Regions from separate parts of the Mus musculus genome. Here region 2 is linked to region 1. The links are chromatin loops, found by intact Hi-C in ENCODE. Cell type or tissue: left cerebral cortex. All regions are shown on one strand. Links, peaks and the distances in the headings refer to the core of each region. The heading gives the core; the rest is flanking DNA. Region 1 has its middle 32 kb from the start of Gm34672. Region 2 holds the start of Gm34558 (a long non-coding RNA gene).

Region 1 (16,015 bases), core at 3,244-11,243:
CCCCTCCCCCTACTCCAAGTTCCTCCCACCTCCTCCCCTTCCTATCCACTCCCATTTTCTTTCTCAGCAGAAAAGAACTGGCTTCTGAGAGCTAATAACCAAACACAACAAAATAAAATACAATAAGGTAAAACAAAACCATCACATGGGAGTTGGAACAGGCGAGCCAACAGCAGGAAAGGATTCCTAAGAGCAGAGACCTGCTAGTTCTCACACTCAGAAGTCCTATAAACATAGATACCAAGCTGAAAGCTCTAACACATACGCAGAGGACCTAGTACGGAAGCTGGCAGGCAGTATGCATGCGGCCTCCGCCTCTGTGAGGTCATACAATCTTTGCTCATTGACTTAGAAGGCTTGTCTCCCGGTGTCCTCTACCCCTTCTTGCTTTTACACTCTTTCTGCCTCCTCTTCATGGGATTCCCTGAGCTCTTGGGGGAGGAATGTCATGGAGACCTCCTGTTTAGTCTTACTCTCTGAATAACCTCTGGCTGTGGGTCTCTGCATCCATTTTCGGCTGCTGCTGGAGGAAGCTTCTATAATGATGACTAAGATAGCTTCCTTTTCTTTGACTATTATTGTTACATATGTGTGCATATGTATGCATGTACAAATATGTATAAGTGCCACCATATATACACACACATATATATGGTCAGTGTAACTCTGGGATCTGTCTGTCTGCCTGAAGGAATAGCTCTATTTGGAGATATATACATATCTCACATGATATATACATATACATACATATACTACATATATACCATATACATACCATATATACATCATATATATACTATATGTGTACATATATAAAAATGTATACTATATCACATATACACACACATATATATCATATAAATACCATATATGTGTGTGTATCTGTGTATGCATATGTGTTTGTACATGTATATGTATGGTTTCAGGATGACCACTTTGTTTTGGACAACCAATGAGGGGCTTATCCTTGGGAAAGGGTAGCTCTCATTTTCCCAGTACTCATTGGTTGTTTGTGGTTCTTTACCCCTGAGAATTCCCCCTTTCCATATTAACATGTCCACTGAATATTAGCTTAGTGATTCTTTTTTTTTTTAATCTTTATCATATTTTCCCATCTGTGCACAGGGTAGTGCCAACATGCCTCTACCGCACTGTGGAAAGCTTCCAGCACTGAGAAAGAAGTCACTTCTATGAAGCTCACTACTATTTGACTTGGAGGGCACCGTCGGGATGGAAGCTTGGAATGAGAGCTTTGCAGGTCAGTGTAACTCTGGGATCTGTCTGTCTGCCTGAAGGAATAGCTCTATTTGGAGTTGTTCTGACCAAGGAGTCCGGGCCTCATTGAACTCAGAACGGTCATCTTCAGCTCTGTCTAATAACTTGGTCGTCACGTACTCCCAAGCTGGGTGTCAGGGCTTTGAGTCCAGCCCCACCTGACCACTGAGCCTCGATCTTCTCAGTACAGCACTGCACAGGATAGTGGCTTTCATCAATGGCTTCCATATCTGTAGCTCTAAGTTAGAGCATTAATGGACTTCATGGGGCATCTTCACAGGCGGTGGCCTGGTGCTCTATCACACTCATAGGTTGTGTGTTGATCAACGCACAACAGGTTACCCAACATTCCAAGTCTTTATCACTTCCATGTGATGAGTGCACCCCCAGACCCTCTCCTCTAGTAATTTTGGGTCACTCAATCCACCTGTGTCAATCTAAATCACAGCCTGAGCAACAGAAGGCTGGTGTGGACTCTTTCAAGTGGGCCGTGACTGTGTTCACATTGAACAGCCTCTCCCTTTCTTGGCTTCTAGACTCCACTGTTGACTCTCTGGCTGTATCAACTTGATTGTCTCAGTTTCCATATGAGAGTGAAATCATGTGGTGTTTGCTTCTGTCCATGACTCATTTCCTTCAACATAGGTTAAACAGTTCCACCCGGATGTTGAATTGACAGGATCGTTCCCTTTTTAACAACTGTGTAGTATTCTGCTGTCCCAGGAGAAGTCTTAGTTGATTCCATTTCTCAGGTCTGCAGGAAACAGTTGTAACAGGGGTCCTTTTGAAACACCAGTTTCTTTTCTTTCGAATAAATAACCAGCAAGGAGGTTGATAGGCCAGGTAAGTCTATTTTCAATTTCGTTGGGATTTTCTACAGTGTTCTCTGCAAAGGGAGGATTAATTTATGTTCCTGCCAACAGTGTAGTGTAGTTTTCTTTTCTCCGTATCCATATTCTCTCCAGGACCTGACAATGTTTATTCCCACTGGAGACATTCTGACCAGGTAAGATGAAATCACATCGCACAGAACATTACCTCATGCATAAGTCAACCGTTGCATATCTGCCTGGGGGGGGGGATGTCTTTTTGGGGTCATTTGTCTATTTAAATATATCAGGTTTTTTTTTAACTCTTTTTTTTCCATATCTTGTTTTGTCTTCCAAACTCTCCCAGTCCTAAATTTCCTAAGAGAGGGAGTGTCACTATTTTTCTTTTCCAATTACAATGGTCCTCATTCTTTCAGAAGCCAGCTAACATAAATGCAAAATGGACAGAGTGTGTTACATTGCTTCTAAAGCAGTAATTATTCATGGGAAGCAAAGGAGAGCTCTCTATGAGATAAGAAGCATGCATTTCTGGTTTCTTACTTGGTGGACAGACAAATGCCTTGGGAAGTGGGTTAAAAGTTTACCAAAATACACTTGGGTTATCTGCTCAATTTTAGATACAGGATCGATCAGTCTTAGCAGAGCATTTCAGAGCTTCAGGAAGGCTCTCACTGGCTTAATACAGTGATGAAGACAAAAGCCAGACCCCAGGAGGGGTCAGACAGAGCGATCCAATTAACATCTGTTAGGAGTGACTCAGCTCTGGCTTCAAGGTTAGCTTGTTGCTGATGTCAATGTGTCAGAACCGAGATGGTAATCACTGACCCCGAGCCCCTGAAGCTTGGCAGGCAGCTGTGGCAGCTGCGGGAGATAAGCAGCTTTTTGCTGAGGTAGCAGATTCCTGTTGGAATGTATACTTTCTTACTAAAAAAAAGTAACAAAACAAAACAAAAAAAATGGACCCAATACCAAATCCAAGTCTAGGTTAACCTTGGTCCTGCCGAACAGAGAGAGCCAAGACACACTCCCTTCTCCCACCCTTCCTCCTCAGGCCTCTGGCAATGTTCTCTTTCACTGATTAATCCTGAAGACAAAAGAGAATGAGGTAGACAGTGGGTAAAGAAGAGCGATCTGGTGTGGCTGGTCAGCAGAGGGGTCTGGTTATTAAAGCAAAGGTTTTAGATGGTATGCACCTTAGCTAGGTACATAACCTAGCCTACATACAAGATACACACAAGCTGAAACGACTGTGCATCTAAGTGTTTTCCCGACTTCAAATCAGAAAGATATTCTTTCTCTCTCTCTCTCTCTCTCTCTCTCTCTCTCTCTCTCTCTCTCTCTCTCTCCCTCCCTCCCTCCCTCTCCCTCTCCCCCTCCCCCTCCCTCTCCCTCTCCCCCTCCCTCTCCCTCTCCCCCTCTCTCCCTCCCTCCCTCCCTCCCTCCCTCCCTCCCTCCCTCCCTCCCTCCCTCCCTCCCTTCCTTCCTTCCTTCCTTCCTTCCTTCCTTTCAGACAGGGTTTCTCTCTCTGGTTAGCTTGGAACTCACTCTGTAGACCAGGCTGGCCTCAAACTCACAGAGATCCACCAGCCTCTGCCTCTCAAATTGTGGGATTAAAGGCATGTGCCACCCCATGCCTGGCTGAGGGGTCTGTAGATCTAGAGTTGGATTTATATATTTTTTAAAAAGCAAACCCCCAAAACATAGAACTAAGCATTGTTTCCATCGCAGTGGGCAGCTCTGGAGCAGCAGCAAATGGCTGCCCGTAGCACCACCTTGGGGGGAAGAGAAATGTCTGTCTATTCTGCCCCCTTCCTTCCTGTGCATTCACAATACCCATTATTACTCAATGAAAATACCAACACCAATACCAAGGAGCCACCATGTGGTTGCTGGGATTGGAACTCCTGTGTGTTCTCTCTCAAAGAGCAGCAGACTGGAACTGCAGTTAGTAGTGAGGCAGAGGATGAGTTGGTGGGGGGGGTTGGGTCTCCATGGGGGGCCTTTAGAGGCTCTTTACAAGGACAGGGGCATGGAGAATCTGTTCTTTTTTTCTTTTCTTTTCTTGTGAGAATCACCTAGCACACACCTCCCTTATGAGATGCAGGTGACAATTGCGCCTCATTTGAGGGGCGATTTTGTGTTAGTTGAGACTGACTTTTTTTTTTTTTCTGGTTTTTCTTGGCTTTTAACTGGGACATGTAAGCCAAGATCCTGCGAGTAGCAGCACTCTGTCTCCTCACTGGCCCCAGACTGTGGAGACTGGCATGTATTTAGGATGCCATAGATCAGTGGTGGCAGGGTTGGCAACAGGAAGGGAGTTCGATACTGTCTACAGATGAAAACGACCAACAACAAGGTGCACATGAGAGGGAATCATACTCAGGGGATAATGAAATCCACAAGCCTTGGCCAGCTGGCAGGGTAGGTGGCGTCCTAGGAGGGCATTGTGTGGGCGAGGAAGAGCGCTGGTGTCAGGGTGGCCTGGTGTTGGGGGAACACAACCCTTTAGTTGCTGGTTGTTTATCTTCATAACAATGTTTACTGGGGTCCTCCAGTATTTTTCTGATGGGAAATATTGCCATGCAGAATAAGACCTTCAAGGAAAAGATGCACACCTCTGAGCTTTCAGCACGCAACTGGTTTGTAAGGTAGATTTCCCGCCATACCTGGCGATCCTTCCTCACCTCCTTCTTTTTCCTTTTCTCTCTTCATTTCTGTATCCACCTCTCTCTTTCTCTCTCTCCCAGTCCCCCTCCCCCTCCCTCTCTCCCTCCCTCCCATCTTTCTTCCTTTCTCTCTTCCTTTCTCTCTCTTCCTTTCTCTCTCTCTTCCTTACTCTCTCTTTCTCTCTTCCTTTCTCTCTCTTCCTTTTTCTTTCTCTCTCTCTCTCTTTCTTTCTTTCCTTCCTTCCTACTTCTCTATCTCTCTTTCTCTCTTTCTTTCTCTCTTTCTTTCTTTCTTTCTTTCTTTCTTTCTTTCTTTCTTTCTTTCTTTCTTTCTTTCTCTCTTGCTATCAAGCATCAAAAACAGTTGGCTGTGACAATGCCTGGCCCGGCCCCGCCTTTACTTCTTTCTTTGAGAGTGGGTTTTACTGATCTGCCTAGGCCAGCCTTGAACTTAGGATCCTTCTGCCTCAGCCTTCTAAACAACTGGGATTACAGATCTTCAACAGGAACCTGGCTACTTTTCAGCTCCTAACTGGTCTGTTTTCCCTATGGGGACCATTCCAAGTGTGTGCTCTGTGTGGAACAGAGAGCACATGGATGAGAATCGGCAGTTCACAGAATTCTCTTGGTGTTAGTCTTCATAGGACATAAAGCTCACCCTCCAAGCTGTGTGGAGGGGCTTTCTCCCAGGGCCTCTCTAATCCTGAAGTTAAACATTCTGGCCTCCACTAGGGGCTTCTTCTACCAGGCCCTGTAAGAGTGAAGACACCAAAGACAGTGTTAACAATGACGTGTGACTAGCATGGCCGGCTTTGACCACCACAACTTCACCTACTTCATTTCTGGGCTGCACTGGCTTCCCTTGGTCCTGCTTTAAAAGATCATAGGAAAGATGTTAGCTGCTGTATTGCTGGGATGGGTTTCTGTGCTGTACCAGGGCTGGGAACTAAGCTAAGCTTGGATGCAAGGAGTGACGCTGTTTGTACTTACACCATGAAGACGAGCCTTTCACAGGTAAAGAGAAACACGAGGGTTCTTGAATGCTTCCTCTTTTGTTCATTAAGGATCAAGACTTACCTTAGATTGTCAGAACGCAAAGAAAGTGGCTTAACAATCAGATTGATCTCAAGGTCTGGAAAGGCAGCCTGGCTCCCAGTCTCTCAAATTCGTGCCCCTGTGTGACAGGCACTAGGAGACAGGGAGCCCCTTAATGAAGGCTTCCCTCTGCTGTAGCCATTGCGCTACAAGCAGAGTGAAGGAGCCGATCTTTTGAATGTAACATATCAGAACACACTGTCACCCATGTATTCAGAGTTATCCAGAGCATTAGTTAACATAATGTGCATGAGTCTAGTAACTTAAGTTTGTCTTTCAGGCTTACACCCCTCTCCCCAACACACTGCTCTGAACCATGCCCAGTATTGTGAGGCTGGTCTCATGCAGCGTACTCTATAGCTCTCCACCTTAGTTTTTGAGACAGGGTTTCCGCACTGAACCCAAATCTTGACATTGAGTTTAGTCTGGCACCTTGAGGTGACAGGCAAGTGCTGTTAACACTTGGCTTTAAGGGTGTGGGGAGATTTGAACTCTGGTCCTCATGCTTTTGTTAAGCAAACACTTTCCCACCGAGAGCCGTCTCCTCAGCCCCAGGAAATGAGTCTTACTAATCGGTAAATGATACTTCCGTTCATGACTCGAGTTGTACTGAGATTTATGCTTGACCGGGCTGGAAGCAGCTGGAAGAAGCGGTCCTCCGCGGTGTCAGGAGTGAAGAGCGAAGCAGGAGCAGATCTTTCTGCAGGTGGGGAAGACACCGTGACATCCTCACTTCAGGGTGGGGTGATGAGCCTCAGGGCTGAGGGCTGTGCTTTACCGGTCTTTGCAGCTTGTCCATGGGAGGGCACTGGTGTTCTAGGTTGGCAGCCTGTTCTGGGGAGACACTGAGCCCACATCTTCCAGACTGGTTAACCACTCACCCCACATCCGTGGCATCAAAGATGTGCGTGTGCGTGTAGTCTTCCTTTGGGACTCTGTTCTTTTGCCCAGTTTAGTCTTCTGTGGTCTTTTGTGGTCTTCTGAGTCTATTCACGCTATTAAACCTACTGCCCTTGTGTTAAAGGGCTGAGCACTGGTGCATAGCAAACTTATGAAATGAATACAAGGAGTTAGCAATTCAGTACATCTTCGGAAGAGGAGGCAGGAACCTCTGTGGACCCCCAGAGGAAGGAACAACAATTTGCCTAGTGGGAGGAAGTGGCAGAAAGAGGTTGAGAGAGAGAGAGAGAGAGAGAGAGAGAGAGAGAGCAAATGTCAGGCTTTCTTTTTTTTAAATCTAGTACATCTCAGTTTGGATCCTTAGTTCTAGGTGAGGAAGTACCGAGGTAGGTGTGCCCAGTTATGGGAGGGACATTGAACATTCAGAACCATCGAGTGTGTCTCACAGGGTCCTTTGGCATCTGCACCTAGATACCCTCTGAGGGCTCAGTGTGTATGATCTAATAGGTACATTTGGAAAGAGATGCCTGAGAGGGTCCCTGCAGAAGTCACTGAGGGAATAAAAAAAAAAAAGAAAAGAAAAGAAAACTCGGTTCGACTTGACTTCATCAAACTGAATCAAACATCTAAAGAGTCCGATGCCTGGCAGTTTATTGGCGGCATATTTAAACAATAGAATTGGGGGAAAAGTTTCCAGGCAACACTCATTCCAATTCCAGGTGCACAATAAAGCTTAAGGCATGGCTACATAGAAACCCCTTTACAAAGTACATGTGAACATGAAGATGTATTCTAGAGCTCAAAGGCTTAGACTCTAGCGGGGTCTCTGACAGGGACAGCACAGAGGTCAGCAGGCTGTGGATTATATGTGACATCCCCTGCTAAAGATATGCTCTATTGCCTGAGAGCTAAAGGCCATGGGAGGGAACGTCTGGGATGGAAAAGTCTGGAGTGCTTGGGTGAAGTCTGCCTCTACAAATAGCAAAAGGTCTCCAGGTCATTAACAATATCCACTCCTAGCGTTCTGGGTGGAAAACAGGTTCTTCCTCATTTAAGGAGATACTCCTGCATGATTAACACTCCTGGTTTCCCTTGTCTGTGGGCAAAAAGATGTTCGTGGCCCCGGCAGATGCCAAAGACACAGCAGTGTTCAGTATACAGCTGTCAAAGTGTGTGTGTGGCAACATGGCTCGTGTAGCTGCTCATAGTGTTGGGTCACAGCATTCTGTAGATGCACCAGGTGTTATGCTCTTGATGGATCCCCATGGTAACTACTTAAAATAAGTGCGTTTGCTGCATGCCATGGGGTAGATTCCGTTGCTGTGTGGTTTGTGGATATGTGTCTTACATCCTGAGTTGGAACGTGAAGGGTCTAGTAAATACCTCACTATATCAGCAAGCTCCTGTATGGACAGAAATTGCTCCCTCAGGGCAGGGAGACCCCAGCGGTCTTAGTCTGCGTGGCAGACATTAAACCTTTTGAGTGCTATCATTTGTAAAATAAGACCTCACATCCTCAGCTAATTTATTTTTATGCTGCCTTTTTGATTGAGTTGCCGCACGAGGAAACATCGATAAAAGCATTCATTAATAAGTAGGGCTTCTCTGGTTGCATCGGGGTGGGTTGTGTCTTGTGGATTGGCACCAGGGAAACACGTGTGGTTTGTTGTGGGTTGGATATAAACTGTCTTTGTCTTTCCCCTGAAGTTCAGCAACAGTGTATGCCAGCACTGATCTGAGGCCTAGATCCAGGTTCATCTAAAGTTTGAAATTTGGCTTTTATTGAATTTTAAAAATACATTGAAACGGTGTTTTTGTATAACTTTAAGGAAAGAAAATAAAAAGCATTGGATATATATCCATATGTATATGAATGCATATATTTCTATAGGCTAGGAGATAGATAAGATAAATCTGAGAGAAGGTACAGAGGAAGTGTGTTATTCTCTCTCTCTCTGTGTGTGTGTGTGTGTGTGTGTGTGTGTGCGCGCGTGTGCGCATGCCCATGTGCTTATTCTTTAAGTTTACATCTGATTATGAAACCAAATCTCATGGTTGATTTAATTGTATACTGGGCTGTTTCTTGCTGTGAATTTTTTCTTTAGACTTTGGAGATTCTCAAGAAACTCTGAAACCTTTCCTTAATTACTTTTAATCTCATCCATCTTTCCTCCTTCCAATGTTTTTAATACATATTTTTGTCTGGCATCTATAGAAGCTTTATGATATTATAACACTCTATTACAAGTCATAGCTAAGAATTCAGGAGCTAAATAGAAGTTCAAGTTGTATAAATTAGAATTATTATTATTTTTAACTCACGAGTATGCTCAGCAAAATACAAATCTATTCTATCAATAAAAACTTGCTAGGAATATTTCCAGGTTAAACCCTGCTAGGATATTAATTAACATTTTTGTGCCTAAACTTAAAAGACTGTTGTGTTTGAAATTGTTGACCAGTGTGTGCGTGTGTGTGTGTGTGCACATATATACGACGTGTAAATACTATGCATGAATATCACATTATGAATCTATACATATGTATGCATACACATGAATTTATATTTAGGAGAAAAATTAAGTCCATTATCACTTCTTGGAAGCCCTGCTGGTTTTAATGAAAGTGGATGATTTCAGTTGAATAATTGGCTTGTTACAAAACAGAATGTTCAAAATGAACGACTTTCAAAAATTGAAACAGCTAAGGAAAAACAAATAGAAGGTAATGATATTTTTTATCTTTAATGGGTTAGAATGCTTCCGTAAGTCGCTGATTTGGGCCATAGCACACCAGCTGAATGTCATGTCTTCAGATAGTTCTTCTTCAGTGAGGTGAGGTGGGAGTTCCCTCAGGGGAGTGGAAGATGGCGGCCTAAAGTAGGAGTCTTCAACCGAGTCCTCTTAAACTAGGTGAGGATAGCATGGTCCTAATGAGCCTTGAGTTCTGTTGGCCTACTGCGCACCAGAGGAAGGAGTGCAGCCCCATACAACAGACCAGCATGGTTTACATCCCACCCATTGCTGGTTCTGCCTCACCGTGTGAACCGTTACTTGGTGGCCTGCCCAATTCCTCACAGCTGGGTTTTCTCCGTTGTGCAGTGACATTGCTGGGCCTTGAACGTTTGGCATTTTTGTTTACATCTCTAACTCTGTTCCTTTTTGTAAGATGTTGAAGGAATAGACAGGACATGCAGGGCTGGGACAGGGCGGGACAAGGGATCTTGGCATGGGGTCCACGAGAGTCACTCGGAGGATGGCGTGTAATTTTGTTCTCAGTTTTAGGAAAGCTGAATGAGTTTGGGTATCAGAGGCTCAATCAGATGGACAGCATTGTGAGCGAGGATGCACAGGACCAGAGCCTCCTTTCAGTAGATCCCAAGGCAACCTGGGATCGCCCTGGGAGGCCTGCCTCGCTATTTACGGCAAGCATCCGAGTTCCCTGCAGGGATATTGGCAGTGCTGTCTACACAACTTAAAAAGCACTTAGAGGAATGCAATTCCATTAGGCTGGGCATAATGGGCCCACTCAGGGCAGGCTTTGTAAATATACGGCTAATGTTATTCTGACATGTTTACAGGCCAGGACATGCTTCTCGTAGGTCAGGACCTTCAGATGGCTCCCCGGCTCTCAGGACAAGGCCTTACCTCCCACACCCAATACTCCGTTCTTATTCCTGGAACATGAAAAAAATGGGAGATGTCAGTAAACAAATTACTGTTCTGAAAGACTGTGAGATGGCCTTGGAGGTGCATAGGCCAGACCAGCATGAGACAATTGCCAGGAGGTTAAGAAAAACCACCATCCTACAGTGCGGCTGGTTACTTAAGGGCCATTTTCAACATCTTTGGTTTAGAGAATATCAGAACTGCAGTCACACATTTACAAAAGGAATTTCTGAAATATCAGTGGGCCAGGAGCTGACTGAACACAGGTCTTTGTGCTTTTGGTTGCATGGAGGAGTTGTCCTCATGCCCCTGAAGAATCATTGCTAGAGTATAAATCAAGATTCAAAGCCCTTCTGGGTCCATGTCACCTGTCGTTGGTCCTACAGGAGGACCTTTCTGGCTTGTTCTGTCTGATGCTCTTCTTCTGTGTAAGGTCACTGGCATTTCTAGTGACAGAATAGAATAGTAGGTTTTACTGAGAGTTAAGTGCCCAGGAATTGAGGGTTTCTGCCCTTTAATTCTATGAACAAAGTATTTTGTGTGTGTGTGTGTGTGTGTTATCAGATGCCCAGTGCAGAACAATTTTGATTTTATGCTTAGTTGTTTTTTTTTTTTTTTAATTTTCATTTTCTGTGGTTGAGTGTTGTGGTGGTTTGAATGAGAATTGCCTCCATTGGCTTAGTGACTACTTCCAAGATCATCATGGTGGGAAGCATGGCTTTAGAGAAGTAGCTGAGTGAAACAGACAGACAGACAGACAGACATTGGACTTCATGTGGGCATTTTAAAGCTCAAAGTCACTCCCACTGGCACAGTTCCCCTAACAAGGAAGGCCACACCTATCCAGTAAAGTACACTTCCTAATCCTTCTAATCCTTTTGAATATAGTCGCTCCTTGGTGACTAAGCCAATGGAGGCAATTCTCATTCAGCTAAAACCCTGTAGGGCCAACAACAGGTGACATGGACCCAGAAGGGCTTTGAATCTTGATTTATACTCTAGCAATGATTCTTCAGGGGCATGAGGACAACTCCTCCATGCAACCAAAAGCACAAAGACCTGTGTTCAGTCAGCTCCTGGCCCACTGATATTTCAGAAATTCCTTTTGTAAATGTGTGACTGCAGTTCTGATATTCTCTAAACCAAAGATGTTGAAAATGGCCCTTAAGTAACCAGCCGCACTGTAGGATGGTGGTTTTTCTTAACCTCCTGGCAATTGTCTCATGCTGGTCTGGCCTATGCACCTCCAAGAACTGTTCAGATGGATAAAATATTTGAGGCTAAGAGCTAGCAGTGGCTGAGAAACACTAGATGGGATATTGCTTCTCACGTGACCAGAGGGGACTGCTGCTTTCAGCGTGGAGCACATATGTTATCTCCTTCCTTGTCTCTGGGCAGGTCTTCCTTTGCTACCCACGAGGCCAGACTGGCCATACTTTGTGGAATCTTTTTAAAGAATTATTTTTAAAAATTGTGTGTGTGTGTGTGTGTGTGTGTGTTTGCGTGTGCACCCACAGAGGCCAAAAGATCATGTTGAATTCCCCTGGAGCTTAAGTTACAAGAGGTTATGAGCTGTCCAGTATGCGTACCGGGAACAGAATTCTGGTCATCTTCAAGAACAGCAGGTGCTTTTAACTGCCGAGCAGCCTCTCCAGGCCCAGGAATGGCTAGCCTGATTGTTGAATTAGATAGTGGGAATTCATAAAATTACAGATAAGTGTACAGTTAAGCACCATGCAAATGAAGCCATATGGTGCTCTCCTTGTGCAGAGAGGTTTCACTACATCTCAAAACTCTCGCTTCTAAACGTGATCCCTAATCTGACTTCCATTACCATAGATTTCTTTTGCCTTTTAAAAACTTGACACAAGTCTCTACGAGGCTGGGCGCTTCCTCTCCCACTGAGACCAGACAAGGCAGCCCAGCTAGAAGAACATATCCCACATACAGGCAACAGCTTTTGGGATAGCTGTTCATGACTAGCCTCGAAGAGACTTGAAGTGCCAGTGGATATCCAGGGATCCCTCACATGCTTAGAGGAGAAAGGGAAGGGGGGAGGGGAGGGGAGGAAGGATTGTGGGAGGCATGACCAGGAGCAGGGCAGTGAGCAGGATGTTAAGTGAATAAGTAAAAAAGAAACTAAATTAAAGAAAAAAAACTTTACACCAATGTCATGATAGAAGATTTATGGGTATAGCTTGTCTATGATATAAAATATATCATTTGTCGTTATCACTGTCAAATACAACCCCTCGTTTTATTTGTCCCATTAATCTATGTACATCTGGGTGGCTGTCCTCAGTTTTATAATATTCTGATTCATCAATGCACACAAACTTTCTGTTTGTTATATTGGTGCCAGACAAGTGAGTTATTGCCAGGTTTTGGCTGCTGCAAATGTTGCTGTCATGAGCATTTGTACAGGAGATTTGGGACTGCACATATGTGTGCTTCTGTGGTGTATACACAGAGGTAGGAACTCCTGGTTCACTGAGAAGCAATGTGCTTAGCTGTAGATGCCATTAAGCGGGTTTTCAGTGTCACTGTGTACATTTAAATCTCCAGAGCCGGGCACGCTCAACCCTACTGCTTCAAATCGAGGCCGGCATTTCACACACTCATTTTGAGTCTATTTCAGTGATTCTGATGAACATTTAGTGTGTTTTGTTTTGATTTAAACTTGAAGATCTCTGTGCTGCGACTCATGTCTGCAGACGTCCCATGTGGGATCATAGGCTGTATAGTGCATTTTTATATTGATCTAGCATGGGTTTTTTGTTTGTTTGTTTTGTTTTGTTTTTTCGAGACAGGGTTTCTCTGTATAGCCCTGGCTGTCCTGGAACTCACTCTGTAGACCAGGCTGGCCTCAAACTCAGAAATCTGCCTGCCTCTGCCTCCCGAGTGTTGGGATTAAAGGCGTGCGCCACCACACCCGGCTAATGGTTTACTGTATTTGACTATTAATTACAACAGTTCATCTGTGGATGCTGGGGGTGGTATTCATACACTATTCTCTCATCGGAATAATGGCACATCTCTGTCTTCCTTTTAATTCTGTGTCTTACATTTTTCTTGTGATAAGAGAAAGTGTCACTCTTGCTTGCTCTGTGCCTCGTCACAGAAAAAACAAAGTCACTATCCCAAGCACTGCACATGGTGCGTGCTGTAGGCATTGTACAGATACCTGTGCTGAGAGCAGAGAGCTTCTGTCCTCCCCCTACCTTCCAGCAACTTGCTCTAAATCACCTCAGGTAACAAGCACGACCAGAAAGCCTTCCTATGTCAGTCAGCAGGGGTTCGGCCCATCTTCCCTTTCTGTTGATCTGAGAACTGCATTTGGCAATTTTCAGATAGTAACCACCGTCAGGGCATTACATATCTGATCACGTTTTAACCTTGTGTGCATACCTGGGTATCTTATTCTTTGGGTAATAGTTTTGCACTTTTATTGACAGGGGAAATCACTGCCATCATCTCTCCTTGTAATATTTTGTGGTTGGTTGGTCACACTGACTTCTGTTTGAATTTTGTCATCCTCTCTTCCTTTGCTAGTGGTTTGAGCATATGGTGCTTCGATGGTAATGGTTATCTTAGACATTTTGACATGAACCTTGGCTTACTTGCATGGTCTATGGTTACCAGCAATGCTGAAGACCAAAATATGTTCACTTTACCCTCTTCTCCTTTCCACCATCACCATACAATTAGTTTATGCTCATCTTCCCTCTGCAAGACTAGATTAATGGATTTACAGTAACATCCATTTCTCCTTTCTTTTCTTTTCTTTTTTCTTTTTGTTTTTTTTGAGACAGGGTTTCTCTGTATAGCCCTGGCTGTCCTGGAACTCACTTTGTAGACCAGTCTGGCCTTGAACTCAGAAATTCACCCGCCTCTGCCTCCTGAGTGCTGGGATTAAAGGCGTGCACCACCACTGCCCGGCCCATTTCTGTTTTCTAAAGCCATATCTCCTTAATGCATTCTCTCTTGCCTTTTCTTCTTGTTCCTACCCAGGAGTACTTCTTTCCACTTGCTGACTGGAGGGTCAAATCCTTTCTGTTCATCTGAAAAAAAAATCTCTGCTTCATCATATCTTAATGATTTTTTAATTTTTACTTTACATCTGTGAGGACCTGCACGTAAGGATGGGTATCGTGTGTATGCAGTTCCCATGGAGGCCAGTAGAGGGCGTTAGCTCTCCTGGAGCTGGAGTTATAGGCAGTTACAGGCTGCCATGAGGATGCTGGGAGCTGAACTTGGGTCCTCTGGAAGGGGCCCGTGTTCTGTACTGCTGAGCCGTCCCTTCAGCCTGGTGAAAGAGCCCTGCCTCATCTTTGCTGTTTTCCCAAGGCATGCCAGTCATCTTCTGGTCATGTCTTAGCGATGCTGTTTCCTAGGTCTACTATTTTTCTACTAAAACCATAGCCATGAAGCTGTTCTCACTTCATAGAAGGTAGCATGTCTTTAAAATTTTATATTTTCACAATTTTAGTGGACACATTTGCACAAGTAGAGGAGCACCTGGAGACACTATGAAATGATTAACCCCTGTAGCCAGCATTCCTATCCCCTTAGATACTTATCCTCTTATTGTGATGCAAAGTCTTAAACTCTTCTCTCTGGCTTCTTATAAAAGTCACAGTGAGTTATTGTGACCCCAATTGTACTGCAGAAGATGAGCTCTTACTCCCCATTTCTGCCTTGGCTCCTTTTCTCTCCACTGATTTTACTGTGACGGCCTGACTTTGCTTCCACTACACTAAGCATTCAGTTATTGACCCTGGTCTATCCTCTGTGGCAGAAGTGCCGGATGTCCGTTCTCTGCCGACTCAGCCACTGATGTGCCACACCTGTCTCCAGTGCACCGTATTTCACTAATACCTTCCTGTTTTTCCCACCCACTTAGCTGTCTGTGATTCAGTTTGCACACTTTATACCCACTGTCTTCCAGATCTTGCTTTTACTATATCTGATCTTCTACAACACCTACTGGATCCTTAACTTCAACTGTTTATAACTTTTAGTTCTAGAATTTCTATTTAGCGTTTTGAAAAGGAGAATATTACAGGCATCTGGCAGAACAATCACACCCCTCTTTCATAAAAAGTATTAATCACAGTAATATTTAAATCTAATATCTCACGATTCAAAAACTAGTCCATTTGTAAATTTGCTTTTTTTTTTTTTTTTTTTTTTTTTTTTTTACTATGTCCGATAGATTTTAATTAAAGTCTGGGCATTGGGTATAAAGGCTGTGGAGATTCAAGATAATGTGCGCTGTTTCTAGAGAGGGCCAAGCACAGCCCTTGGGACAGGTTTGTAATCTGATCAGATGGGGAGCCCATGTGATCTGCAAGGTCTCGCCTCCCACGTGATCTGGGTTCAGCAAGGTTCCGCCTTCCTGTCACGAGGCATCTTGTTCCCTGGGTAAGTACAGCTTACTGACAATCTAACCTAGAAGCCTAAGGTGCTTATGAGGACTCCTTAGTTTTTGTTCTTAAATGAACCCACCAGGCCACTAGAGACTGATGCGGCCCCAGCAGTTCTCCGTTGAATCCTTCAGCTTCAGCTTCAGCTCCTGGCC
Region 2 (16,015 bases), core at 5,235-13,234, 78 kb after region 1:
GGGAGGTGCAAATTCCCTTTCTTTGACTCTAAAACAGTGGCAAGTTTACAGCTACCTATGGCTTCACCTGCAATGACAGAGGTGGACAGCCAGCCAAGCCCCCAACAATCTTGCTGGGATTGGCAGGCTAATGTTGATTAGGCACCTACAGTAAACAGCCTAGTATGATGCTAAGAAGCCACACTACTCGCCCCTTACTATGAAGCAGAACAAAAGCACACATGAAGCACACATGAAGCACACTATTCACTTCTTGCTATGAAGCACACATTTTTCAGCTCCAGGGCTCAGACTGAAGTCTTCGCTGCCGTGCTGTTGTTTCTATACGCGGAGCACTTCACGCTGCTGTTGAGTTGGGATTTGGCTAAAACTGAGACCAGGACTGTAGCTTTTCACCAGCATTTTGAAATATACTTTTGACCCAGACATCTCCTAGCTCCGGAGACCCCTTCCAGTCCCTTCTGAACATAATTGTAAAGATGACAGGATTCCCAGTCTAACACAGCACTTACTTAGCCCTGCCAGAAATATTCCCATTAAATATACTGAAATAAGTGACCAAGCAGGAACTCTCACAGCCGGGGTTTCAACCTCTATTTAACACTTATATGAAAATGAGAGTCGTCTTTTTGTCACAGAAAATGCATTGTGGCTATCTATGGCAGCACTTGTAACATTTGTCCAAGCTTGTAAATGAAGATACAACATTCCAAAATTAAAAGCTATCAGTGAATAATATTTTGGTTCATTTCCTTCAAAATATCACTTTGCACAATTTGCCCTTTAGGATCCTAAATTAAATGTCTTCAAAAAAATCAGATGCCAAAGATCTCAGAAGGAGACACTGGTATAATTGACATGAAGATTAAAAAAAGGTTACAATTTCAGGCTGGTGGGACAAGTCCATTGTTTAAGAATGGTTATCTTGAAGACAAACTGTGAACTCCTGTTTGTTGGGAACTTTGTGACCTTTATAGACAGTGGAAGAATAGAAAGTCTTGCAAGTATAAAATTTCTTAAATAAAAATGTATAAACTTAAAAACAAAAATGAAAACTTATTTGCTTTTTTGTTTCCTATGTTAAAATATTTCCACTCTATTTTTTTTTTAGGTGTGTTAAATCATGGTCAGGGGAGGCAGAGGACCAGAGAGAGAGCCTCTCCCCTGACTGTCGATCATCCATCATTTCACTTATCACGTGAGGCCAGGCACAGCAGTCAGTGCATTTAGGGTGTATTGAGCTCAGATCTTTGAGACCCCATTTACTATTGCAGAAAGATAGGCTCTGATTAATAATAAATGGTTAGCCACATAGTTAAGCAGAATGATTGGCACCTTTTATTGGTTGCCTTTAAGAATAATTGAATGAAATGGGTTGACCAGAGAAAAGAGATTCATGTTACCTGGAAGACAAAAGCCCATTTGTTTGTAAACTAGGAAACAGCCACTTTCAACGATGAAGTTCTTGAAGCTATCTGGGAATCGGCTTCACTGGGTACCAGATGCAAATTGTCTGCTAGCCAACAAATAGTCCCTTCATATTATATAAAGAAATTTAGCCCTTTGTAGTAACTATTAAAATTGGATGCTAGCACAAGTATTCCTTAAAGCAAACAAAATAATTGGAAATTAAACACTAATGTGAACGAGGGAAAGTTTGGGAATGACAGCAATTCTTTAAGATAAAGAAGGCAGAGTGAATAAACACTTAAGCTAAACCTGAAATGGAAGAGAACTGTTCTCTCTCTCTCTCTCTCTCTCTCTCTCTCTCTCTCTCTCTTTCTGTGTCTGTCTGTCTCTCTCTCTCTCTGTGTCTCTCTATCTCTCTGTCTCTGTCTCTCTGCTTCTGTCCCTTCCTTTCTTTCTCTTTTTCTCTCTGTCTATCTCTCTCTGTCTCTCCCTCTCTCACGGTCTCTCTCTGTCTCTGTCTCATCTGTGTCTCTTCCTGTCTCTGTCTCTCTGTCTCTCTCCCTCTCTCTTTTGGTGTGTGTGTGTGCTTGTGAGTAAAAGTTCCTGCCCATAGTGGAACAGGAACACTGGGATTACAAGTCTCTCTAAAAGCTGGGGATTGGAAGTCAATTACTGTTTTCTTCCTGTGCACTAGGCACTGGCAGTCATTGAACAACTGACTCTATCCCTACTCATTTTTCTTGATGTGTTTTCCCTGCATCTTCCACGCCACCTCCCATCTCTCTCTCAAGGCCCTGTCTCCATCCATGCTCACCTACGTGAACTATGTCAACAAGCCTCTACTCCAGGGTTCCCATTAATTTAACAAAGTCAGACTATGGGGAGGCAGTCAATTGACAGGAGTTCAGTCCTGTGTGCTCTTTGCTAAACAAGTCCTCTCTGGATTCTGGTGCTGCCTCTCCTCTCATGTGAGTCCAGGCTCTAACGGCAGTCCTTTCTGGGTCCATATACTTGTCTCCTATGGCTAATTACTTTATTGATATCTTTTCTATAATTCAGCTCAAGTGGACCATCTGATTCCTGCTCAGACACTTGGGATATTGATCAAGTCAACATCCTCTGCAGCGTTTATAGGGAGGAGGAGCTTGAAGGTTCAAGTTGTTCCAGAAACTTGGCTGAGGTAGTGTCTTAAGGTTTTACTGCTCTGAACAGACACCATGACCAAGGCAACTCTTCTAAAGGAAAACATTTAATTGGGGAAGGCTTACAGGTTCAGAGGTTCGGTCCATTATCATCAAGGCAGGAACATGGCAGCATCCAGGCAGGCATGGTGCAGGAGGAGCTTGAGAGGCTCTCCTTCATCGAAAGGCTGGTAACAGAATACTGGCTTTCAAGCAGCTAGGACTAGGGCATTAAAGCCCATGCCCACAGTGACACACCTATTACAACAAGGCCACACCCACTCCAACAAGGCCACACCCACTTCAACAAGGCCACACCCACTCCAACAAGGCCACACCCACTCCAACAAGGTCACACCCACTCCAACAAGACCACACCTCCTAATAGTGCCACTCCCTGGGCTAAGCATAGACAAACCATCACAGGTAGTATAGAGAATGACTGAAGGGGTCATGTCTTGTACTTTGTGTGCAGCTCTCATGTTCTGTGAGGTGACTGATGACAGGTCCCATGGTCCTGTGTAACCTGGTGGCCAGGAGGAGGTATAGTCCAGCTATCCTGGCTTTGCACAACATAGTTGTCCACCTTGCTGCACAGGGACAATGTACCATGGGATGAAGACTTCAGCACAGCTCAGTGGGTCACCTGAAACCAGAATTGAACTCCTCAGGTTGAAGGGCGTGACTGAATGATTGAGAAACCACCGTACCACAGACGACTGTCTTTGCTTTGTCGGCTGCTTGGCACCTGACCAAGGAATTCTGATTTCCTTCGAGTGTTTTCTTAAATCTGTGGCAATCTAATAGACACTAAAGACAAACAGGTTTTCTGTGTAAAGAAACACTTACACAGAGGGAAAACCTAATACCATTGTGCTGCTAACAGAACAAAGCAATAAAATGACTTCTAATGACAGGCTGCTGCACCCAGAGGTCAGGGCTTCCTTCCCTCAGCCATCACCAGAGATGCTTCGTCGTCCTGCAGTAGATGGGAAATGACACAGAGACCCACAACTGGACAATGGACAGAGAGTGAGTGATGCTGGGGCATTCAGTTCTAAACGGGACGCCTTTATCAAACCCTTTCCCTCTGGGCTAGGATCTATGGGGACAAGGAAGAGGAAGAGAGGAAGAGAGAAAGGCTGTCAATCCAGAGGTGACAGATGACTCCATGGAAACAGTGTCTTCCAGACGGCACAGGTCGCACACACGTAGGAACTCACAGACACTGTGGCAGTATGCACAGGGCCTGCACCTGTCCAACTCAGTGCTGGGAGGGGGGAGTGGCCACAAGGTCCCACCCCTAAGCAAGAAGCTATTTGCAGTTGATACCTGCTAGAAGAGGGGAGATCTGCTTTCTCTTATGGAGTGATCCTGGTTATACTAATCATGACTCAGGGCATGCCCCATGACCTGGAGTAGCTGATCAACACAAAACCAACTCAGTGTTATTTCTGGGGACTTTTTTTTACTTTGTTTTGACTTCTTTTTGTTGTGTTTGTCGTCATATTGGTTGGTTCTGAGTTTTATTTTTATGGTTTGGGCATCTCTCTGTCTCTGTCTCTCTCTCTCTCTTTGTGTGTGTCTTGTTTCATTTTTTGTTTTTCAGGGTTTTTTTTCCTTTTTGAGAGGATTGGAGAAAACAAACAACTCTGGTGTGGGTAGGGAGATGAGGTCAATCTGGGAGGTGTTGGGGGAATGCAAAACACTATCAAAATATATTGTATGTTTTTTAATAAAAATAGAAATGATTAGACTGATAAAACCTACTTGTCTCATTCAAAATGAAATAAAACTAATATTAGTCAACTGGCTGCAATACGTCGGGCACTGAGATAGTATCGTCTTCATATACAATGTCAGGGAGACACTCCTACCTTACAGATGAGAATATTGCATTGTGAAGAGATCCAGAAACTTACAGAAGTCTTCCAGCTACGAGTAGCGGGACTGAAATCTAGATCCCAGCCTTTGCTGTGATGTGAGACGCTATAGGCCTGTGGCTTAGTCCTCTTCCCTGGATGTGTGCCCTCAGCCATTAGCAGCACATTGGCAGTCACCCCTACTATATACAGTTCTCCTTTCCTTTCTCCCCCAGCCTTTCCTCGGAGGGTGGGCTCCTTTCCTTGCTTGATCTTCTGTAGGTTTAAAATGACTGAATCTTGGTATTGTCCAGTGCTCTTGTTTATTTATTTTTTTAATGGAGAGAGCAAGCTGTCACTGAATGCTGAAAGCAATGGATCTGTGTTTAAGAGACACCAAGATTTCCTCCCCAACACAAAGGTATTTCCAGTTATTCTCCTGCCTTCAAGTGAACGGCAGATGTCACAGAATCCTGGCTGTTTATTGGAAACCTTTACCATGGCTTCATTGTGTTTTTGTCACCAGGGGAGAACTTACTGTCTTCCTGTGTTTTATTTTTCCAGATCTGAGACCACTTCACGCAAATGTACTGATCACCAGGTACGGCAACAGCGTCCAGTGGGTCTTGTCAATTGCTCTCATCAAGCCTGTATTGTCCGTCTGGTTACTGAGAGCTATGGCATTTAGCATAATTGATAATCTCACCACTCATCTATCAGATTTTAGAATAATGATCTGAAACTTTCTATAAACTGTTTATGATTCCTCGAGACAGCAAGTTTCCTGCAGAATCCTTCACGTGTTCCACATCATTACTGAGCAGAAGGTGTAGAGCATTCCCATGCACCCCCAGCCGAGCAGGGACAATTGCTCCCAATGGCATTGGTGTGATTATCAATAATCCTATATCATAAGCCTATATCGCCATTTCATCTGAAGTTCAGAACTCACACCGGGGCTCTTTCCTGGTGCTGCATGTGATATGGGTTTGAGAAAATACATGATAGCATGTCTGTACCGTTACACCATTAAACAGAAGCGTTCCCCTCGCTTAGTGACCGTATCTGTTCTGTCCGCCCTACATTCTCCCTGCTCCTGCTGAGAGCCACCGATCCTTCTTCTCCATCCATGGTTTTTCCATCTTACAGTGTCTTAGATCTGGGCTCAAACGCCATGTGTTTTTATCAAATCAGTTTCTTTTCTTTCCGTAGGAAGCATTCATGAGTCACCCATATCTTTGGATGGCTCGATAGCTCATTCCTTTTTATGCTAGTAATATTCCATTGTTTGACTTCACCATAGCCTATTTAACCACGTGCCTCCTGAAGGGTGTGCTGGCTGCTTCTGGGTTCCGGCAGTTATGAATAGCCCTGTGATGAGCATACACGAGCTGGGTTTTATGGACAGAGTTCCATACCTTCCGGTAAACACAAGAGAACTTGATTGGTGGCTGTGGTGTTTTGATTATGTCCGCTTTTCGGGGCTGTTTTGTCTTTAATCTTTAGGAGAGTTCATGTTTAGTGTTAGGCGGCATGCTCTGGAGAAGCAGACAAGAGAAGCACATAACATAACTTCATGTTTAGTGTTAAGCGTGCGCTGCTTCTCCAGAGCACGACGCCATTAGTTTTGCATGTGTTCGTTCCTCTCGGGTTACAGCTCCACCCATCGCCCATGGTGAGCATGTCTGTGCCTAGGTTTCGGTCATCTTCACAGCTCTAAACACTACTGTACTTTAATATTTGATTTCCTATACCATGAGGCAGAAAAGGCACTTTCATGTGCATAGTTGTCAACTAAATACGGTATTTGGTGAGGTGTCAGTTGAAACCTGCCATCTTTCATCTGAGTGTTCCTTTTCCATCATAGTTGTCCAGTGGCTGGGTTATCTGCAGGACCATCTCCTCCCTGAAGCAGGAATGTGAGCATTTTTTTTTTCCTTCTTGCCTTGCTCCCAGCCCTTAGCTCAGGGACATAAGAGTCCAGGCTTATTTAGTAAAAGCATGAGGGTTGTGAATGTGGACAGTGCTATTGTAATAAACGAAGCAGCTGTTGATGACCGTATTGGCCAGTGGTAATTTACTCTACCTCACCACATTTCAAGTTATTTACCTCTGAAGTGAGGAGGGTGATAGACTAAGTTTTCTGGCAGTTTTGAGAATTACGCTGTAAAAAACAAAAATGCCATTAGCACAGTGTGAGGAATCTAGGAGGTATCACTAAAGAGCAAAGCAAATTCGTCCACAGCAGGATCGGGAAAAGCATTGTGCTGTGCACAGAGCAAACGTCGTCTGTTTCAGTGTGTACTGTCCGGCTATATTAAACCTGATTATAGTTCCTGCTAACTGACTGTATTTCATATTGTGAGAATCTGCTACAGGTGACTTCTAATAATTACAGCCATCACACAGCCCAGACATGCATCATGGTCGCCACATACCAGGAGTGTCGTGCATTAAAGCCACTCTGCATGTGAATGTCACACACTACATCTACCATGAGCTGTGTTATGCTTTCTTTCTCTCACAGATAAAGAATTCGAAGCGCAGACAATTCCAGCCACTCACACAACCCCACCCCACCCGACCCCTCTCCCTGCCTCAGCAAGAATTAGAAACTGTTCAGGTTTAACTGCAAACACAAAGTGCTTTCTATTTATGACCAATTACATCAAATCTGCTAAAAATTACTTCTTGTCTGCATGTTTTTAGATTTTTGTCCCCCTAGAATAATTCAATTCGTACAAAAGAAGACGGTTATGTTAACTAAACTCTGTTTGCTTTGCGTGGTCCTTGTGGACATGTCTACCACGTGACTCCTGTGGATGTGAGCTATGTGTGCTGGATCAATGAGTTTTGAAGTTCTTGGGCCTCTGTCTAGATTAGTAAAACAAGGGTTCAGGCAGGCACCCGTGATTAGTTTTGGATTGGCTTCCTAGGGTAGCAGTCTTATCATGTCAGACCTGGTCAGGGATGCCTTCCACAGTGGACCAGAGATGCAGGATGGATGCATTTGCTCCTTACCCCCCTGCTCAGCACGAATCTAGAGACCAGACTCAATGTGACGAAGCTTCCCACTGCATGCTGTGGGCGGTTTGTGTTTCCGGCAATGAAGACAGGGCATCTGAGACCGTGTTCCTCATCTTGCTGTGCTCACAAGAGTCCAGCAGAGGAAGACTTTAGAGAGGACCTCGAGAGGGGATGCCTCAGAAGGTGCTTGGAACTGCACCTGTCCCCAATGCAGGCAGTCGCAACATGACAGATGCTGTTCTGAGGGAGTCTGTCAGCCTCAGTCGCTGGCAAGGCTGAGGAGAGCAGCAGTCGCTCTCTCGCTCGCTCGGCTTTCTATTTCAGTCACCGTCTGAAAATGTGCTCTGTGCAGCCTGGGCACAGCGTTCCCCCCAAGAGCTCCGTTTCTTGTCCTAGATTTTCTTTTTTAAAACCTCCTAGAGGCAGAAATATTTCTCCTGCCTATATTGCTCTACATCTCCTCCTATCAAAGACATATTCTAGCAGTCATACAACTGGAGGCGGTAAGTGCGCCATCATTACTGAGGGGCTACTGGCCCAAGTGACCTTTGCCCTCATGCTTTGTGCCAGCCCCCATCTGGGGTCTGCCTGCCATCATTGTCCAGAAGATATTTGATGAGGCATTTTTAGGATTCTGTACATCTGCAAGTCTGACTCTGCTCCAGCCCCGCTGTTTCTTACTTCCTTTATCTGCTTATTGGATTGCCATTAGCTGTCTTGATAAAGTGTTCAACTATAAATACAATTTATGGATTTCAGAAGTGTAAGTCATGGCTCATGTCATTATTCATTTCCAGGCAGGACTTTAGCTGCCTGTACGTTTCAGTAAATACCCACTTCCATGTCCCACACAGAGCAAGGGAATATATTTCCCACCAACTTTCCTCTAGATTTCCATGCCAAAGAGGCCAGAATAGAATCTGTTGCTGGATTTTGTCCCTTTTTATTTTTAAATCTTTAGGAATAGAGGGTATGACTTTGGAATAAGTATGATATTTCCTCCACAGAGATTTGTGTGTTCATGATGAACATGATCCAAAGAACACTTTAAAAATATTCCAGGCAACGAGGTCTCAATGTGCACTAGTGAAGTTCTAGACAAGAACGCACGAAGTGAAGAATCCTGGGAGAGCTTACAAGAACACAGGAAGTGAAGGGTCCTGAAGAGCATGCAAGAACGCAGGAAGTGAAGGATCCTGGGAGAGCTTACAAGAACACAGGAAGGGAAGGATGCTGGGAGAGCATACAAGAACACGGGAAGTGAAGGATTCTGGGAGAGCATACAAGAACGCAGGAAGTGAAGGATCCTGGGAGAGCTTACAAGAACACAGGAAGGGAAGGATGCTGGGAGAGCATACAAGAACACGGGAAGTGAAGGATTCTGGGAGAGCATACAAGAACGCAGGAAGTGAAGGATCCTGGGAGAGCTTACAAGAACACAGGAAGTGAAGGATCCTGGGAGAGCTTACATCTAAGGAGTGTAACACTCGCCTAAGATGAGCAGTGTTTTTAAGCAGTTCACATCTTTGAGTTTTTTCCTTTATTTTTATTTTGTGTGTTTGAGTGTTTTGCCTACATGCAGCCCTGTGCAACATGTGCACTTGAGGTACCCACGGAGGCCAGAAGAGGGCGTCGGATCCCCTGGAATTAGAGTTACATATAGTCCTGAGCTGCCATCTGGGTGCTAGAAAAGGCACTTTGGTCCTATGCAAGAGCAGCCAGTGCTCTTAACCTCTAAGCCATCTCTCAGGCCCCTCTTTCTGAGTTCACGAGTTAGAATTTAAGAGTTTGGGTTCCAGCTGTGGGAAGTGGCATTTGACACAGACAAAACCTACCTTTGCCTGGATGGAGACTCAGAGTTCCAGAAAATGCCTCTTTTACTTGTTCTTAAATGGCTTGTGCCACCTTACCCTCTGCATGAAGGTTCCCTCCTGGGCTAACTCGCACTCCTATCAGAGATATTGTTCTGGAATATGATAGAGGAACTAAGAGAGAGGCTAAAGGACCTCAGGAGGCTGCAGACTCTGCAAACTCCTTGGCACTCGCTGTTTGTAAGACCCTTACCTGGCCCTTATGACAGTGCTGGGGAGAGCTGCTTTGCCTGGGTGCCACACAGATGTTCTCCTGTCTGCTGCATCCCGGTCCCCGTCCCACACACAATGTAGCTTTTGAAGAGGGAGCCTTTGAAGTGTGTGTCACACAGAGACACAGAAAGAACATCCACAAAGGGCTTGTCTGTGTGCCCTTAAGAAAACAAAATACTAAAATACACTCGCAAGCTCTCCATTCAAATGTCTCAAAAATTCCTGAGTAGCCGTTTTCTCAGTATTTGAATTAGAGGAGGCAAATCCCCATCAACTGCCCTGTGACTCCTTCCAAAGCCCAAGACGATGACAGCTCTCAACTCCTGGAAGGAAGTTCACACGGTACCCAGCGGATGGCAAGGCTGTGGCATATTAGAAGCCACACGAAAACTTGCCTACCACAGGGGTACTAAGGTTTAGACTATTGGGTAATGAAATACATTACAAGAGGTTGAAATTATGTTAGAGACATTGTTTGGCACAGATATCCACCTTATATGGATAGACAATAGATAACACCCTCCAAAGAGACCTGCAGCCTGTTCCGCCCCAGGCTGCCAGTGGCTGGGTTCCCCTAGGTCTCCTTTGTGCTCACATTCTGAAGCTTCCTTCACCCTCTCCTTTCCGTGTCTCCAAAGCACTCTTTCTTTGCAGGCCGTTCTAGTGGTTCATTCTTCACACATTTACAGAGCTTCCTGGGAGTTGTCAAAAGTGCGCTGAGATGCCTGCAGAGCGAAGGATATCGTGTTGCCCGCAGAGGTTAGTTCGTTATTGAGCGAGATTAGGGGGCATGAGAAACGGCCCCTATTGGTAAACACTTCACTGGCCATAAGCCACCATGTAGCAGAGCAGGACCACAGAAACGGAATGATGGGGCAAAGTCAGAGCAGGATTAGGAAAGTCTGGGCGTTTTTAGTTAGATTCTGTAAGTGCAAGAGCACACTTTAAAAGTGCCTCCCGTTACCCAGGGTGAGGCTCCTCAGTTACTTTGCTTTCTCCCTCTGGCTACACCGATACTGTGTATTAATACACAGGGTACAGACAAAGGGAGTGCGAGCATTCAGTGGGTGCCTGTTGCATGGTGCTCACTACATGGTGCCTGCCAGATATATGTCATGTGAACTTTCTGCTCAGACACTTGGAGGTCAGCTGCCCCGGGTCATGCTCCTATCAAAGATGTGTCTATGCTGTGTGCATGAGTGTGAATGTGAGTGTAAGAGTGAGAATGTGTGTGTTCAGTGTGTGTGTGTGTGTGTGAGTGTGTATGTGTGCGTGAGTGTGAATGTGAGTGTAAGAGTGAGAATGTGTGTGTTCAGTGTGTGTGTGTGAGTGTGTGTGCTGTATTGTGCTATGTGTGTGCTGTGTGCATGAGTATGAATGTGAGTGTGAGAATGTGTGTGCTCAGTGTGTGTGTGTGTGTGTGTGTATGAGTGAATGTGAGTGTAAGAGTATGTGTGTATGTGTGTGAGCCTCCTGACACATCTATGGAATGAATGCCACAGAACTATCCCTGCATTTTGTTTATGTCTACATAAAGGTACATTTTACTTATATACCGCCCCCACCCCCCCACTCCCCCACCCCCACCCCCCGCAGCTGTTGTCTCACTTCCTGGTGAGGAATTACATACAATGACCCTGAGTATAAAGACATTCTCGCTTTCTTTATCAGGGGCAACTTCAGAATTCCTGACCCTCTTTAGATGACCATCTCATTTATCCATTTGGGAAGAGGGTGAGGTCACCAGTGCCTGTGCAGAGGAGGTGAGGCCAGAGACAGTGCTAAGTGAAAGAGGCTCTTCCTACACCCAAGCCTCACAGTGTTACTTGTACCTAGCAGATGAGCGGGACCATGCCAAAGAGGAAGGAGAAGGCTTGAGCTTTCCCCCTTTCATGCCTTATTTAGTTTTCCAAGAATCTCTTCTCCAGAGGAAAGAGAAAGGTTTCACTGACAGACTAGTCCAGGCTCCCCCATCAAACAGAGAGATTCTGGCCTGTACTAGTTTTCATGAGTGGAAAGTACCTTTCCCTAACCAATACATTTTTTAAAAATTTCAACAGAAGAAAGTTGCCAAGGAGCTAAAGGGATCTGCAACCCTATAGGTGGAACAACATTATGAACTAACCAGTACCCCGGAGCTCTTGACTCTAGCTGCATATATATCAAAAGATGGCCTAGTCGGCCATCACTGGAAAGAGAGGCCCATTGGACTTGCAAACTTTATATGCCCCAGTACAGGGGAACACCAGGGCCAAAAAGGGGGAGTGGGCGGGCAGGGGAGTGGGGGTCGGTGGATATGGGGGACTTTTGGTATAGCATTGGAAATGTAAATGAGTTAAATACCTAATAAAAATGGAAAAAAAACAGAAAACAAAAAAAACAAAACAAAACAAAAAAAAAATTTCAACAGAAATACTCTAGGGGTTTGATAAAACAATGGTCTGTGAGGCATCACCCTTTCATGCACTGGTGTTCTGTTTTCTCCAGAGTGAGTGTATGTGTGTGCATGTGCATGTGTGTACCTGTTTATGTATGTACACATGTGTATGCATGTATGTGCATAGATGTATATGTATGTATATGGGTGTGTACATATGAATGTGTATGTGTATATTGTGTATGTGTGCCTGTGCATGTGTGCATGTGTACATGTTTATGCATGTATACATGTGTATGCATGTATGCGCATAGATGTGTATATGTGTATATGGGTGTGTACATGTGTATTGTGTACATGTGTGTATGTTTGTCTGTCTGTGCAGTGTCATGTGTGTGCATGTGTGCATGCATGTGTGTGTGTGGTATTGGGAGGGGCTGTTAATATCACCTTCTAGCCTTTGTTTAAATTGAGCAGCCCAGATCTGCTGAATCAACCCTTTCCTGCCCACACCATCGTGTCCCTGGAGCTTATTTGCAACACTGTTATAGAGATCCTGTTTCTTTCTGGACTCAGCTGCATGGCTCCTCTGCTCAGCTCCTCCACGATGCACAGCCTCCAGGACCTGGACCTGGAGGCTGTCATGTTAGCCAGTTTTCATTAAAAACAAACAAACAAACAAACAAACAAACAAACAAACAAACAATACCTGGAACAGTCAGCCTAAGGAGAAAAGTTAGTGTGGTGTAGAGTTTTAAGTGTTAATGGCATGGTTTGTGTCAATTGTTTTGACAAAGTAGCTCATCACAATGAGTGGATAGCTAGACCCCACCCACATCCTGGTGGGAGATAAAATGGAGAGCAAGGAGGAGAGGGGACCCCAGTCTCTTGAAGGACACACCCTAGATACCTAATGTCTTAAAGGTCCCATTACCTCAATTTCACAGAGCCGGGGACTAAGCCTTCAACATGGCCTTTGGGGAATATTCCAGACACAGATAAGGCACCTAGCATTCTGATGTTCCCTCTCCTCTCTCTCCTGTGTCCCTTGCTCACACTGGCCTACCTGCCCAGTCTCCTTCCTGTTCCTCAAAAACGCTGACACACTGCCATCTCAGGGTACTTGTCCCCTTGGCTCCATGTCCCCTTGGGATATGCATATGATCATTTCCCTTGCTTGCTGTAAAATGTGACAAATTACAGAATGAAGAGCTCCTCCAAACGTGGACTCTGTCTTGCCATAGGTCGATGTAGAGCCCTCAGGAGGCTCTGCAGTCACAAACTGGGGAACACTGGTATTGTGGCCATGGGTGTGGGCATAGGATGGCATTTGGACAAAAATACTTATATTTGTATTAATTATATTTTATTATATTAATTAATTAATTATATTTTATTAGTCTTTATAGCAACTGAGTGCAAGCAACCTTCACCAGGCATAGCACAGGTCCTTGGTGCTTACTCAAAAAGAGCATTAGAAACCAAGGCAGGTGTTAGTGCCCTGCCCAAGCACCATAAAGACTGCAGCTCTGGAAAGGTGGACTGCTGGATAAGAGAAAGGCCCAGCGATTAGCAGTGATCTCAAAGAGAAGGGCCATGGGGCTGTGCAGGGCCTGGAGCTCTGCAGGCCATTGGAGCATTGCAGACACTCATAATTTCTAACAAGTTCTTTCTTCTGACGACGTTTGGCCATTATGTAAAAACCACAATGACTGCTAATATTTCCTTAAAATTAAGCTTTTATCCCTTAAATGCAGAACAGCCACATGAAAGGAAGTCCCCTTGTGCAGAGGAACAGCAGGCTTTCCCTAACCCAGCTGTGTGCCTCTCCTCTTCCTCAGACTGAGACCTTGCCTCTGCATCTGTGAGCACAGCTGGGTTTGGGGAAGGTACATGGCTTGGCCCTGAGGGAACAGGCTACAGTAGATGCCATTCATGTTTCTCTTGTACCTGCCCTTATTACAGGGCAGAGGAGGAACATGCTAGGGTGGATATAAAAGGGAAGACTTGACGTTCTCTCTTGCATTTTTAACCCCAGCCTGCAGTGTACTCTAAAACTATCTTAGATGCTTGGATTTCATATGCTGGTGTGCACATGGCTTAAGCATGGTGGTCACTCTATTAGTCAGAACTTGCTATTTTTATGACCAGACACCTCAGTGAAATGGCCTAGACGGGAAACTGTATTCTGTGTCCTTGTCTCAGCCTGTTCTGGTGGGGATGGTGTGCTGGGCAGAGATGATCACTTCATAGTAGCCAAGAAGGAGAAGGGGAGGGGAAGGGGAGGGGGAGAGGGAGAGGGAGAGGGAGAGGGAGAGGGAGAGGGAGAGGGAGAGGGAGAGGGAGAGGGAGAGAGAGACAGAGACAGAGACAGAGACAGAGGCAGAGAGGCAGAGAGAGACAGAGAGACAGAAACAGAGACACAGAGAGACAGAGAGTGAGCCCTGCTCTATTGGCTTACCCCTTTTCACCCTTCTGTGCCACCCTGTGCCACCTCCATCCTGTCTGGTGGCACAAGCCTTCCCATTTTAGTTAACTGTCCTTCTAAACACCTATAGGGCATGCCCAGAAGTGTGCTTTATCAATATTCTAGGCACTTTCCAATCTAATCAAGTTGACAATCAAGTCATCACAATCATCTACCAATCTGTGTTAGAGCCCAGGACCGCCTATTGTTCCCATGGGAACAGTGTTGTGTTTGGAAGCAAAGTTGTAGTTGCTGGAAAGCAGGACCTTATGCAGTCTGTGGTGTTTATGACCTCTGGGGTGGGTGATGTTGATGTCAAACTCTGATTCTTGCAGGTAGGACTGGGCCCGGGATGTCGTAAAGCAGTGGGGAAGGAAGTATCCCTCTCAGGAGGTGATGGAGAGTGTGGGCTGAATGACGGGTGGGTTGCAGAGCCTAGAACCCAACCTCCGGTGAGGGATGTCTCCACTTACCCTCACTGTAAGTTGAAGAAAATAAGCAAGTACTCGTGGTCGCTTATGCTCTTCCAGCTTAGATGGAAGTCCCTCCAAGCTTTGACTTTCTGCCTTTCATCTCCAATACTTTCAGAGTTCAATGGCCTCAACAGGAAGACCAGAGTCTCTGTGCTTAGGCTGGCTGGTCTAACTCCCTTCTTCCAGATGGCTGTTGAGTGTGTCCTGGCGGATTCTAACTAGACTAGTCTGTCCCAACCCCAGGCTGAGCTTGTTAGCCATTTCCTGCAGCAGGTAGGGCATGGTAGAGATGCCACTGTCTAGGAGGGAATCCTCAAAGGAGGAGTTTCAGTTCCTAATGAACTCAGTTGCGAACTTCTAGAATGGCATCCAAGCTTTGGCTGCAGAACAGCAAGCCTGGACCTACATGTTGCTCAAGCCCTTGAAATGGCTTGGCATCAGGTAATGTGCACATCTGGGCGTGCAGCTGGATTCAGGGTTTCCAGTAGACTTTGTCATTTGGCTCATTCTTAGGTCTGTTAGCACCAGCTGGGGCTCAGGAAGGCTACGTACAGCACATCTTTCCTCAGAGGGAAACTCTTAGCCTGTCAACACCCACAGCCCAGAATGGGAGATGGGGTGGGTGGAGAGAATATTGCAATGAGAGCAGCACAACATATCCAGTTGCTCATTGACTGTGAGATGATACTCTTGGTCCACATGATGCTACAGGGCCCAGGTCAAGAGCAACTGGATGTGATCACTGCTCACAAGACCTGGCTGCTTCTGGTCTTCCCATGGCTACCTCAGGGGCACCAAGTCACCCAGGCTACAGATGCAACATGGCCAGATGAAGCCACTCCCATTCTCTGCTCCTACTTGCTTAGGACCTGTGACTTCTGGGTGATAAGGACATCACACACATTGATTTGTCTAACTTTAAACAACTCAGTAATGTATCATTCTTAATTTTCGAGTGAAGATGACTAAGCCCAGAATCCTTAGCGGAGAACAGCTAGGAAGTGGACAGACAAAATCTAGTGTCTGTCCCATCTGACTTAAAGGTTGTGTTCCTCGTGGCTGTCACGCCACGGCTCATGCTCCGCACTCTAAGAAGTCAGAGAGGAGTCCCAGCTGTCAGTTTGGCATCGTGTG

The links. Hi-C counts contacts between places; a loop is a spot of excess contacts. Peaks named below come from ENCODE experiments on the same cell type or tissue, not always from the same donor. Only the 100,000 strongest peaks of a DNase experiment are listed, where the experiment ranks them.
Region 2: a loop joins it to region 1, with 2.4 times the contacts of the local background. A loop is called at or near these places in 2 of 42 quality-filtered maps.

What each region holds. Positions count from the first base shown.
Region 1 is chr13:59,279,988-59,296,002 of GRCm38, reverse strand. No RefSeq gene overlaps it. Among named protein-coding and RNA genes, the nearest start is that of Gm34672, 32 kb to the right of the region's middle. In left cerebral cortex, for the core only: CTCF peaks have their summits at 3,946 and 6,658; a DNase peak (open chromatin) is centred at 6,695.
Region 2 is chr13:59,204,155-59,220,169 of GRCm38, reverse strand. Gm34558 (a long non-coding RNA gene) reads left to right here and starts at 3,609. Exons shown (of 4, transcript XR_003950535.1): 1 at 3,609-3,623; 2 at 5,018-5,054. In left cerebral cortex, for the core only: CTCF peaks have their summits at 7,648, 7,869 and 9,119 (motif pointing right); DNase peaks (open chromatin) are centred at 6,748, 7,721, 8,422, 9,115 and 1 more place; H3K27ac peaks cover 3,443 bases.